Regions from separate parts of the Homo sapiens genome. Here region 1 is linked to region 2. A link is a loop called in an ENCODE intact Hi-C map of the cell type or tissue named here. Cell type or tissue: CD14-positive monocyte. All regions are shown on one strand. Links, peaks and the distances in the headings refer to the core of each region. The heading gives the core; the rest is flanking DNA.

Region 1 (5,371 bases), core at 225-5,224, 73 kb after region 2:
TCCGGAGGGGGAGAAGCTGGCTGATGTTCACTGACATGTGGCTGCATGGCCACATCAGTTGTTAAATATTGAGAAACTTCAGCTGTCCTGTGTCCCTGAGTGCCCATCCCCCATCCAGGACCTCCCACCCCCCCACATTTCCTCAGTGGAAGGCTGCTCCCTGGACTCATTTCGGTTGGTGGGTGCCACCGTGGTTCAGTATTTTCAGAAGTTCACTGTAGCCTGCAGGTTATGCCAAGTCCCTTGACACTGGGTCCTCATATTTCCTGCTGCTGTATTTTTTCCTTATGAGATAGAAATGAGACTTGTCAAAACCCTACTGACTCTGTTAGGCCCAGCCCAAATGTCACTTTGTCTACTAAGACTGCCCTGGTCACCTGTTTCTTGGCCCACCTGACACTTGGTTTATACCTCTTTTATGGAAAATTATATTTAACTTCCTATTACAGCTATGGCTTGCAATGGGGGCGATTTTACCACCTGGGGACATTTGGCAGTGTGTGGAGACAGATTTGGTTTTCACAACTGAAAGGGGAGCTACTGGCATCTAGCGGGTAGAGGCCGGGGATGCTGCTGAAGAGCCTACAGTAGATGGGACAGCCCCACCCCAGAGAATGATCCAGCCCAATAAGTCAGCAGTGCTGAGCTGAGAGATCTACAAGCCTCCGTGTCTGTTCAGCTCCTTCCTGGGAGCTCCCAGAGGGCAGGACACAGCTGCTTGCATCTTGCCCCAACCCTCTCCTCCAGGCCCGCAACCCCCAGGAACCAGGGTGAGACATTGCATTTAGTTGGACACTCAATAAATGGGGCTGAATTGAATTCATTTAGTTAAATGGAATCAAATCGAATTGAACCTAAGCTGCCCTGCAGATCGTTAGGCAAATGCACCAATTACCTGGTGCAGTAGCTTAGTCTTTCCTTTGCTTCACAATCAAGAAGTGGCCTCCGTGACCTAGACTGGGGACTTAGGGATGAGAGTGAAAATTGAAAATGCTTGCAAGCTGTGGCCTTGAGTGGTTTCAGACACTTCTCATTTATTGTGCATCTTAATGACACAAGTAACTCTCTGACCTTCTTGTCTCAAAAGTGATGGGGCCAAAAACAGCCACTGCCCCAACTGTCTGTTGAGGAAGGTTGGAAAAGTGCAGGACTGTCCAGAGTCTATACTGAGAGGCAGTGTGGTATGGAGCTGAGCTCCTCAGTGTTCTCACATTGGAACCCACAGAGAAGATGCTCCCATCTGAACTGTATGCCCAGGAAAGGGGGCAGGCAGGCGGCTGGCTCAGGCGCTGCCCTTGGCCCCAAGGCTGTGGGAGCAGAGCCTGTCACACCAGCAGTGCATTAGGGGCACACTGTTTGTGTGAGCACTCTGGTGAGGCAGAAAAAACATGACCTGAAGAGGCAGATGACCTCTGTGTGGCCAGCCCCTTCACCAGCGCTAGCTGTCTGACCCTGACCTGTGGGCTTGCCCTCCTCTGTAAAGGGGAATAGAAATTCTTCCCTGCGTCCAGGCAGGGGCTGGACTTGGTCAGCTTACGTGCCTCTCCCCAAATATACTAAGTGCTCTATATGCATTGCTCCCCTCCCCTCCACCTGCATTCCCATTCCACAGATGAGGCCGCTGGGGCACAGAGAGATTGTGTTGCTTGCCCAGGGTCACACAGCTAGTATGCAATAATGACCGGTTTCAAACTCAGAGTCCATGCCTTGGCCGTTCTAGAGTGCTGCAGCATCCTTTCTGTCCACTTCTCAAAAATGCAGCCTCTGCCCATCCTTCCATCCTCCATGGGGTCTTGAAACTCAAGCCTGCTTTGCCTGGGTGTTTTTAAGCTATGCTTGCAATATGCGCAGTCATCTCTGGGCTTTTTATGTGTCACTCATTGATGAGAACCAAAACTGGACAAGATTAGAAGTGAGGCTTTCCTTCTTTCCAAGATTGGATTTTCTGTTCCACCCAGAACAACCTGCTGTTCCCCAGCTGCACGCCCTGGTTTCAAGTAGGTCTAAAATTACAAGAGAATCACCTTGCTCCAAGGAAGCTGGCATCTCTGTTTCCTGATGAAAGTAGGTACTAGAGAGTGGAGCTACCCAGAAACCAGGGGGTGGCATGTTGGCCATGTGGAGGCAAACAGAGCTGTGTTTTCTTTTCTTGGCCTTCTTAAAGATGTATCTAATTTGGGGCATGTTTTGTTTGGTTCATCTTGTATCTGGAGAGGTTCTTCTTTTCTCCCTAAGTGACATCCCTCTTGAGCCCACAATTCCCTCTTCTCAAGGTGAGTAATCCTCTCTCTAGCTGTTCATAATTGCTAATTAGTGAACAAAGAGGCTAACCAACAAAATTAGCTATTGGGCCAGGGTTTAGGATTGAACCAAAGGGTGGAGAAGGGCTTTAGTCTGCTTGTTTTTTATTTGTTTGGGTTTTTTTTCCTTAAAAAAAAAAAAAAAAAAGGAATCGGCCAGGCACAGTGGTTCACACCTGTAATCCCAGCACTTTGGGAGGCTGAGGCGGGTGGATCATCTCAGGTCAGCAGTTCGAGACCAGCCTGGCCAACATGCGGAAACCCCGTCTCTACTAAAAATACAAAAATTAGCCAGGCATGGTGGAGGGTGCCTGTAATCCCAGCTACTCAGGAGCCTGAGGCAGGAGAATAGCTTGAACCCAGGAGGTGGAGGTTACAGTGAGCTGAGATCATGCCATTGCTCTCCAGCTGGGCAACAAGAGTGAAACTCAGTCTCAAAAAAAAAAAAAAAAAAAAATCGCAACAAAACATACAGCCCTTCCCCACTGGTAATTTATCATAATCGTATCTAAAGTGTTCTTACCCAACATGTTCACCATTTGAGGAAAAGTTACTGATGATTCCTTATCTCATCAGCTATGGAGGCCTCAGAGGGGTTTTCCAAAGGAAATGCCTGACCTCAGCATAGGATGGAAGAAGGAGGTGCCGTTCTCCGGGAGGGTGTGTCCACCCCAGCCCATCTGCCACCAGGCTGGCCTAAAAGAAGCGGCGTCCTCCTGTGTGTGTGTGTGTGTGTGTGTGTGTGTGTGTGTGTGTGTGTGTGTGTGTGTGTGTCTCTTTGTCATCTTCAGCATATCCAGTGCAGAAAGAGATAGAGGCATTCATATTCAGCAAATGTTTCTTGGCATGTAATTACATCATCTCTTTAAAATCTCATTACAACCCTTTCCATTTATTGGACCAAGAGATTGAGGCTAAGATTTACAGACTTCCTCTGGGCCACACCTAGTAAGTGGCAGTAACAGGAATTAACTATACTCTCTAAAGTCAGTGGCCGTAGTGTTAGGAATTTACGACTAATAAATGCCAATTCTGTTGGGAAGACAAAAATTATCATATAAGAAAGGACTTGAAAGAAAGGAGAAGTGCTAAATGACGAGTTTCTAAGTGCACTAGGCTTTCTGGAAACTGCACAATCCAGGTTAACCGCAAGCGGTGGGCAGTTTGTGGGTGAGAGAACAGTGCGCACGCCCACATGGCTGTTCTGTGAGATCACCTCTTGGGAAATATTTAGAAACTGGTGCCCACTTTCCCAAGTTTCCAGCAAAGCCTACAGTCACTGTCCTCACTGGAGGTGCAGTCAGTGTTCTTCTGGGCCCCCGAGACTGGGAAGGCAGATTCTTACTCCATTTCTGTGCCTCTTCCACTGCCCTCTCTTCCCTCTGCTGCCTTCTCCCTTTCCTTCTGCTCTTTGTAGAAAATAGGTCTGCAGCAGCCACTGAACTTTGTCTCTCTTTGTTCTGCTCTTGGTCTTACTTCCCTTCTTTCTCCTTCCACCTCTCCTGGCTGATTTTTCATATCATCCCCATGAGAAAGCTTTTTGCCTTCCTTAAAAATCTTCTCAAAAGTGAATTTCTGCTTATGGTTTAAACAGATACCATTGTCAGCAGGGGTCAGTGATGACCCACCCATCTCCTACACTCCTTCCCTTTGCTCTCTGGTTCCCACATTCGATTCTGTTTCCTCCCACTTGCTCGGTCCTTCGGGTAGTCTCAGCTTGCCCTGATCTCTACCACGTGAATGGAGGGAAAGCTAAGCCGTCCTTCCTGGCTTTCCAGTGAGCCAGTGGGTGGACCTTCAGCCCATAGACTCACCTTCCTGCCTATGTGAGCATCCAGAAAACTTTTGGGGTGTGTTACCAAGGAGACAATGGAGTATTTATTGTACTACCTTCCTTAGACTTTCTTATGCAACCTGCCCTCTTTCCCGGATTGCTGTGATGCTGCAGGGAGGTTTCTTAAATTAATCTTGTCAAAATAGCCTTCGAATCCTTTTGGAGCAGGATTTTTTTTTTTTTTTTTAAATCTCACAAGACACAAACTGTTCAAGGGAAGAATTAGGAACAAAGACAACTTGGGGACTGGAGAGAACTTGGAGAGCATTTAGAGAAAAGCGGGGAAATGATTGATGGGTTGGAAAATAGGAGCATGGATGAATGGTGAGGGGAATGGAGATGATTTAACTGGGACAGAGAGGCTGACAGGTGACCTAGTAATAGGCTTCCAGTTTGTGGAGGGTTAGGACATGGAGACTGGCTTCCCACTACCAGGGAAGAAAAGACACTTAAAGTGGGAGGTAGGGGAGCCTGAGGCTACAGGAAGAACTCCTTATCACAGGGTCTGTTAATTATAGCAAGGCAGGATGGATCACAAGCTCTTCCACCAAGCAGTCTTCCCAGACGAGAGCAGCACTGGGACGGTGGTAGGGATTTCTGTAAGTCATCCAGTGCACAGCTTCCCGATCGCTTGTCCTCAGATAGTAGCGAGATGGCTGCCTCAGCATCTCCAGGGACACGTAGTAAAAAATACAATTTCGTGGGCCCTATCCAGACCTCCTGGTTTAGAGTTTCTGGGAGGAAAGTCCAGGTGTCTGTATTCTTAAAACACACACAAACACACCCCACCCCCCCCCACCCCCCCACCCCACACACACACACACACACCCCACCCCACCAGGACAAATGCAGAACTAACTCATTGAGAACCAAGAGGCTGGTGATGTGAGGAAAGAGGAAATGCCTCCCCCGGATTCCTCAGGTTGCTGCCTGCAGCATCCCGCTAGATCTTCCACTGCCCGGGAGCTGCTCAGGAGCCCAGGCCACACCTGCCCTGGTGGCTCCGTCCAGCATCCCTGCTGGGTCACTTGGAATGGACGCTGGGGCATCAAAGCTGCCCTACAGCTCTGAAGAACCCCTGCGTCTCTCCCTAATGACAAGGGTGCTGGGAAAAATGCTCATTCCATGTTTTTATCTGGACTTCACCAGCAGTCACTGAAGTCTTAGGTCACAGTTCTGTGGAGTTTTCCAACGGGTCCCTCAGACACCACCGCTGCCCCACAGGGGCTAGAATGGA
Region 2 (5,371 bases), core at 95-5,094:
AGTGAGACAGGAACAGCAGCTTTATGGAAACTGAGTTCCAAGTCAACACCCGGAAGAAAACTCAGGCTCCCCTGTAGGCCTGGAAAGCTTTGTCTGAGACAATGACCTTAGGAGGAGGTCACCAAAACCACTCCTTCCCTCACAGCTCATGGGATCAGAGTCAGCTGTGCCTGCTGAATGAGTGGTCAGGTACAGCGCACCCGCCTCCTGCCAGAGAAAAGGAGACCTGCAGTCTGGCTGCGGCAGGTCTCAGCAGAATCTTTAGCTTTCTTCAGGCTTGATCAGCCACCTCAAGACCTGTGCTCATTTAAAGAACAGAGAGTACATGTAAGTTAGGAATGTTCTCGACTTCAAGTAACAGGATACTTAAGGACTCTGAATTGGTTCAGCAGCTCAAGATGCCACTGAGAACCAAGGCTCTTTCTCTCTTTCCACTTCCTTATACTAAGTCTGTTGGCTTTTCATATTCAAGCTGATTTCCTTATGGTTGCAAGATGGTTGTCAATGGGGCTCCAGGCATCACACCCCCATTCAAGGCAGGTGGAACCAGGAAGGAGTGGAGCCAATAACACTCTGGCCCTTTTTTTTTTTTTTACATAAAACAGAGGCTTTCCCAGAAGTCCCTAGCATAGTACTTCTTGAATTTAATCTACACAAGGATCCCCTGGGAATCTTGTTAAAATATAGGTTTGGATGTAGTAGATCTTGGGTAGAGCCTGAAATTCCACATTTTGATCAAGCTGCCAGAGTGTGTCAGTGTGGCTGGAAACTGCATTTTGAGTAGCAAGGTGCAAGGCTACTTCTCCTTACTCTTAGTGACACAATCCAATTAACTAGCTACAACTGGCTGCAAGGGAGGCTGACAAAGTATCTTACCTTTTTCAGGGGAGACTTTGGGTAGCAAACCAATATCAGTCACAGAATTCTACTGAAAATGCAGGGTATGGAAGCATCTGAAGTCACAAGGTTGGGCTGGACAAATTAGAGCCTTCACCTCCATGAGGGAAGACCATGGACCCCTTACTCTATATCCACACTCAGCCTGCAGGGACAGGGCATTATTGCCACGAGCCAGTCTGTCCTGTATACTCACTGGATTAGGGATTCCACTTTCAGAATTTTATCACCTTAGCACCCAGCACAGTGCCCGGTACACAGCAGGTACCCAATACGTGTCTATTACACTGAAATGTTTATTGGCACATGGTCTAAAGACAGTGCCAGGGAATCCTGTGAAAATGCAGTGCTGATTCGGGAGATCCAGGATGGGGATCCAAGATGATGCATTTGGAACAAGCTCCCAGAGGATGCTGCCGTCTGGTCCGAATCCTGGGCCCCACTTTCAATAGAAAGGGCCTAGGACATGCAGAGTAAAGTCCTTCCTCCTGAGTTAGCAGCAGCTACTTGTGCTTCATTCATGCAGGCATGAAGCTGCTTGCAAGGATGTTAGCAGATATTAGATATGGCTGGTGGGGAGGAGTAAGGAGGGCCTTGGCTATGCCTTTTTCCAAGATCCGGGAGCTGGATGCTCAGAGATCTCATCCCTGGCTTCCTTGTCCACTGAAAACAAAACAGCAGTATACCCGGGTGAGGAGAGAGACCAGCCAAGCACGTCTTTCAACAACTCTTAACTTGCTTGGCTCCAGCCACGAAACAGGAACCCGCCATCCCCCTAGCTCGTCCCTGGCCCTCAGGAAGTGCTGAGGCTCTGCCGGGCTGCATGAGTGAGGGGCCGATGTCTTTCAGATGTTGGGGCTTCAGCGGGGGAGTGGGGTAAGCTGGGGAGAGGGAGCATTTTTTTGTGAATATTTTACCCACGGAAAAAGCTGAATTCTCTAGAACAGACCTCTAGATTTTTTTTTTTTTTTTTGGTAGTGGGAAGTGAGTTACTGGAATTTCTTCTGAATTCGAAGCCAAACAAAGTTTCTTGCGGTTTTAGTTACACAAGCGGCTGCTGCCAAGATGGAATGAATGAGAAGAGCCACTGAAAGGAAGAGACAGTGAGGGGCTGGGGGAGGAGGGTGCAGAACAGGACCCAGGCGCAGCACAGAACAGCCCTCCAGGCGGGCATACTGCCCGCTTCTATGCTGTCAACTCTTTAGGGAGAGAGCTCACTGTTCTGTCTGCCTCCCAGGATCAGAATTAAAAAGAAAAAAGGTCTGTGAAAGTGAGGCATACACTGGCAGACACGCACACATGTAAATGATTATCATTGCTTTGTAATTTACCATAATTCCGGCCTGTGCACTCTATGGGGTCCTGCTTTGTTCAGTTTCCTGACTGAGTGGCAGTTGGACGAGACACTTCTGCCCCTAAGCTGCAGGCAGGCGGCTCTCATTTCAGCCTTGTTCCAGTGTGAGTCTGCAGGGAAGGGATGCCCGCTGCTCCAAGGGGAAGCAAGGATAATTAACTTCTACCAGTGATCCCCAAACTTCATTTTCCTTAGAGCCTGAAGCCTCCTCCTTGTTACCTTCCTGGTAGCCACAGAATGGGCCAGGGCCATGTGTCTCCTTTCATTTCTCCAGCCTGCCCTCTGGTGGGCGATGCCCTTCAGTGAGCGGGGCCTGGGGTAGGGCCGTTCTGCAGATCCTGGGTTGGCTTCCAGTGGTGCCTGGCATCTCTCCTGCTCTCTGGGAGGAGGGACGGGCCGCTAAGTGCTGACGGCAGCCTGTCACTCACACCTTGCTCCCTCTGTAGAAACACTCTGTTTCTCTCCATTCCATCCCTGCGTGTTACCTAGCAGGAATTTCCTCTTCCTTGGGTCAAGCGGGTGGGAAGGGCTCATGATTGCTGACTGAACTCAACCCTTTACACTGGGCATTCAATGTCATCACATTGATAACTTGAAATGGGCAGTAGTGGGAACATTTACACCACAAAAACTGGCATATGCTACACCCAGAGCTTTCCTTCCCCCTCTCCTAAAAGCCAGTTGCTAAAACATTTAACAACATACCACTGGCTGGAACCACTTGTGAAGGTGACGTAGGGCTGCAGGGAGAGCCCAGGTAGTGGAGGAAATGGCAGCCTTCCTTCCTTGCCCATAGCCTGTGCCGGCTACAACTCAGGAGCTTTTGGAACTTAGGAGCTCTGTTCTTAAACTCTCCTTAAACACCTCCTCATCCCAGACGGGTTGACTTTCAATGAGAGGACTCTGCTGTGCCGCAGAGCTGGAATCACTCAAAGCAGAGTGATGGACGAGACTTACTTTCGACGTTCCTAGGCTCCCTTCCACCGTTCCCTGGTCTCCAAACCCCATGTTCTTATCTGACGGTATTTCTACTCTTTTTCTCAACCTGTTGCTAACGTGCTCATTCGAGAGAGGCTGGTGCGCACCTACCCAGCGGCTTTTTGGGCGGCAGTGGAAGGGAGTGTTTTATTAGGAATTTACGTTATATGTGCAAGGAATACCACATGGATGGTAAAGTTCAGCCGTTTTCCACTGAAGATAGGGATTCTTCAAACTGCACAGCTTTTCAGGCCATTTCGTTTAGGCGAGCCCTCATGTTATAGTCAGGGAGTTTGAGGCCCAGGGACATTTCCCAGGGGATGAACTCTAACTAAAAATGAAGGTCTCCTAGTCCTGTCGCCTGTTTTCTTCACTCAGCTGTTTAAAGGGATGTTGCCTCGTGTGAATTATGGATGACTGCCAGAGTTATTAGAATGAACAGAGTTACCAAGAGCTAAATACTCGTCATTTATACCTGGCCGGTTCTGTTTTCAGTTGTCCTTTTTCTTTGCAAAGAGCTTTGAAACAAGACTGGCCTGCTTGACCTTCCATTTAGAGTTAATGTCAAAGCTTGCTGAGGCCTGGGAAACAGGTTTGGTTGTTTGCATTAAAAGGGAGTAGGAAGCAAGAACCTTAATTATCCTAGGCTCTGGCCTATTTAATAAGGAATTTGAGAAGATGTCTTAGTGGCTAGTATTCCTAGAACATAATACTTGAAAGTGGAGCGAGCGGGTGAAAATATGCCTTAGGCAGGAAGCCAGATAGGAAGGGCCAGTGTCTACAGGCTCTGCACAGTAAGGACCCTGTGGGAAGATGTCACAGGTAACAGGGCCTGATGGCCCAGCACCCAGCTGCTTTGCAGTAGTTCTGGCTTCGGGGCTTCTCTGGGTGGCTGAAGAACAGGTCTGTGAGGTTCATTCGGGGGCTCTTGTTGATCAAGTGTGGATGGTGTGCCGGACACAGGGCTGGGGCTGCAGAGTGGAGGAGGCGCAGTCCCTCCCCCGAGAGCACTGTGGCCAGTGGAAGGAGACAAACAAGAAACAATGACAGGACCCAGGCTCAGGCTGTCATGAGCAGCCCTCCTCTGGAGAGTGGGAAATGTGCGTTGGGAACTCATGCTTACAACTTTTATGTTTTTTCTTACTGAGCAATGCTCATAACAGGAGAAAGGATTTCTTCACTGTCCCAAAAGAATGTGCCTCAGGACTGAAATTGGTAGTGGCCCTCCCTTACTCATGTGCCCCAAGCACATTGGAACGCCAGAGGAATTTTAAGCAGATTTTTATTCTTGTTTTCTGGAGGCAAAATCTAAAGTGAAGGGTGTGTGTGGAGAGGTCATGCAAGAAATTTGGAAGCTGTGTGCCTTGTCTGGCTGACTGTCCCAATTACCCCGGGCCCAGAGGTGGGAGGTCCCACAGGGGCCTGCCCCCAGTTGACAGAGGGCTCTTTACCGTTAGGACCCCTTCTGGGTTTCTCAAATTATGGCTTTTCCTCCTTCATGGTCTCCTGGTACTTTTAACCCCTTCTCTCCATTTTTCCCAAGGAATATTCTAGAGGAAGGGTTTCTGGGAATGACCTTCCCAAGGGGAGGGATCGGGCAAGTATTGAGTCATTCCTGCTCGTCTGGATTGTGATTGCGACCCGTGCCTCATGGAGTGTCGCTGGATACGCGATCAGTGTCCCTTGAGGCAGTGCTGCACATGGTGCAGTTCCAGAGAAATGAGGGAATGAGAATGAACGTGGCTGCTCGTGTGTTCCGTGGCTGTTTAGGAAGGTTGGGTCAGTGGAGATCAGGGCCCGAAGAGCAGTTTCAGCCTGCGTGGTCTTGATGTGGTCTTGGCTGATGAGAAGCTCCCTCCAATTCTGTGATTCTGGGTAAAGCAGACCATGTGCCATCGGGAGTGCTCCTGTGATTCTTTAAGTTAGTAATTCTCATCCCTGGCCACACATAAGAATCATCTGGGATCATTTAACAAAAAACAATGCCAGGATCCTACAGTCTACTCCACGCCCTTCATTTTCAAACTTGAGTGGGCACCAGAATCACCTGGAGGATTTGTGTAAACACAGATTCCTGGGCTCCAGCTTCCGAGTTTCAGTGGCTCCAGGATGGAGCTTGAGAATTTGCATTTCTAACAAGCT

The links. Hi-C counts contacts between places; a loop is a spot of excess contacts. Peaks named below come from ENCODE experiments on the same cell type or tissue, not always from the same donor. Only the 100,000 strongest peaks of a DNase experiment are listed, where the experiment ranks them.
Region 1: it touches region 2 in a loop (2.4-fold over the local background); 2 of 110 quality-filtered maps call a loop at or near these places.

Annotation. Positions count from the first base shown.
Region 1 is chr12:2,355,235-2,360,605 of GRCh38, forward strand. The region is part of intron 3 of CACNA1C (calcium voltage-gated channel subunit alpha1 C); the gene reads left to right. Among named protein-coding and RNA genes, the nearest start is that of CACNA1C-IT3, 88 kb to the left of the region's middle. In CD14-positive monocyte, for the core only: no CTCF peak of the experiment used is centred there; DNase peaks (open chromatin) are centred at 2,947, 3,457 and 5,017; H3K4me3 peaks cover 1,576 bases; H3K27ac peaks cover 1,449 bases.
Region 2 is chr12:2,282,441-2,287,811 of GRCh38, forward strand. All of the region lies in intron 3 of CACNA1C (calcium voltage-gated channel subunit alpha1 C), which reads left to right. The region is part of intron 1 of CACNA1C-IT3 (CACNA1C intronic transcript 3); the gene reads left to right. Among named protein-coding and RNA genes, the nearest start is that of CACNA1C-IT3, 15 kb to the left of the region's middle. In CD14-positive monocyte, for the core only: CTCF peaks have their summits at 2,538 (motif pointing left) and 2,738; DNase peaks (open chromatin) are centred at 1,671 and 2,531; H3K4me3 peaks cover 1,403 bases; H3K27ac peaks cover 1,422 bases.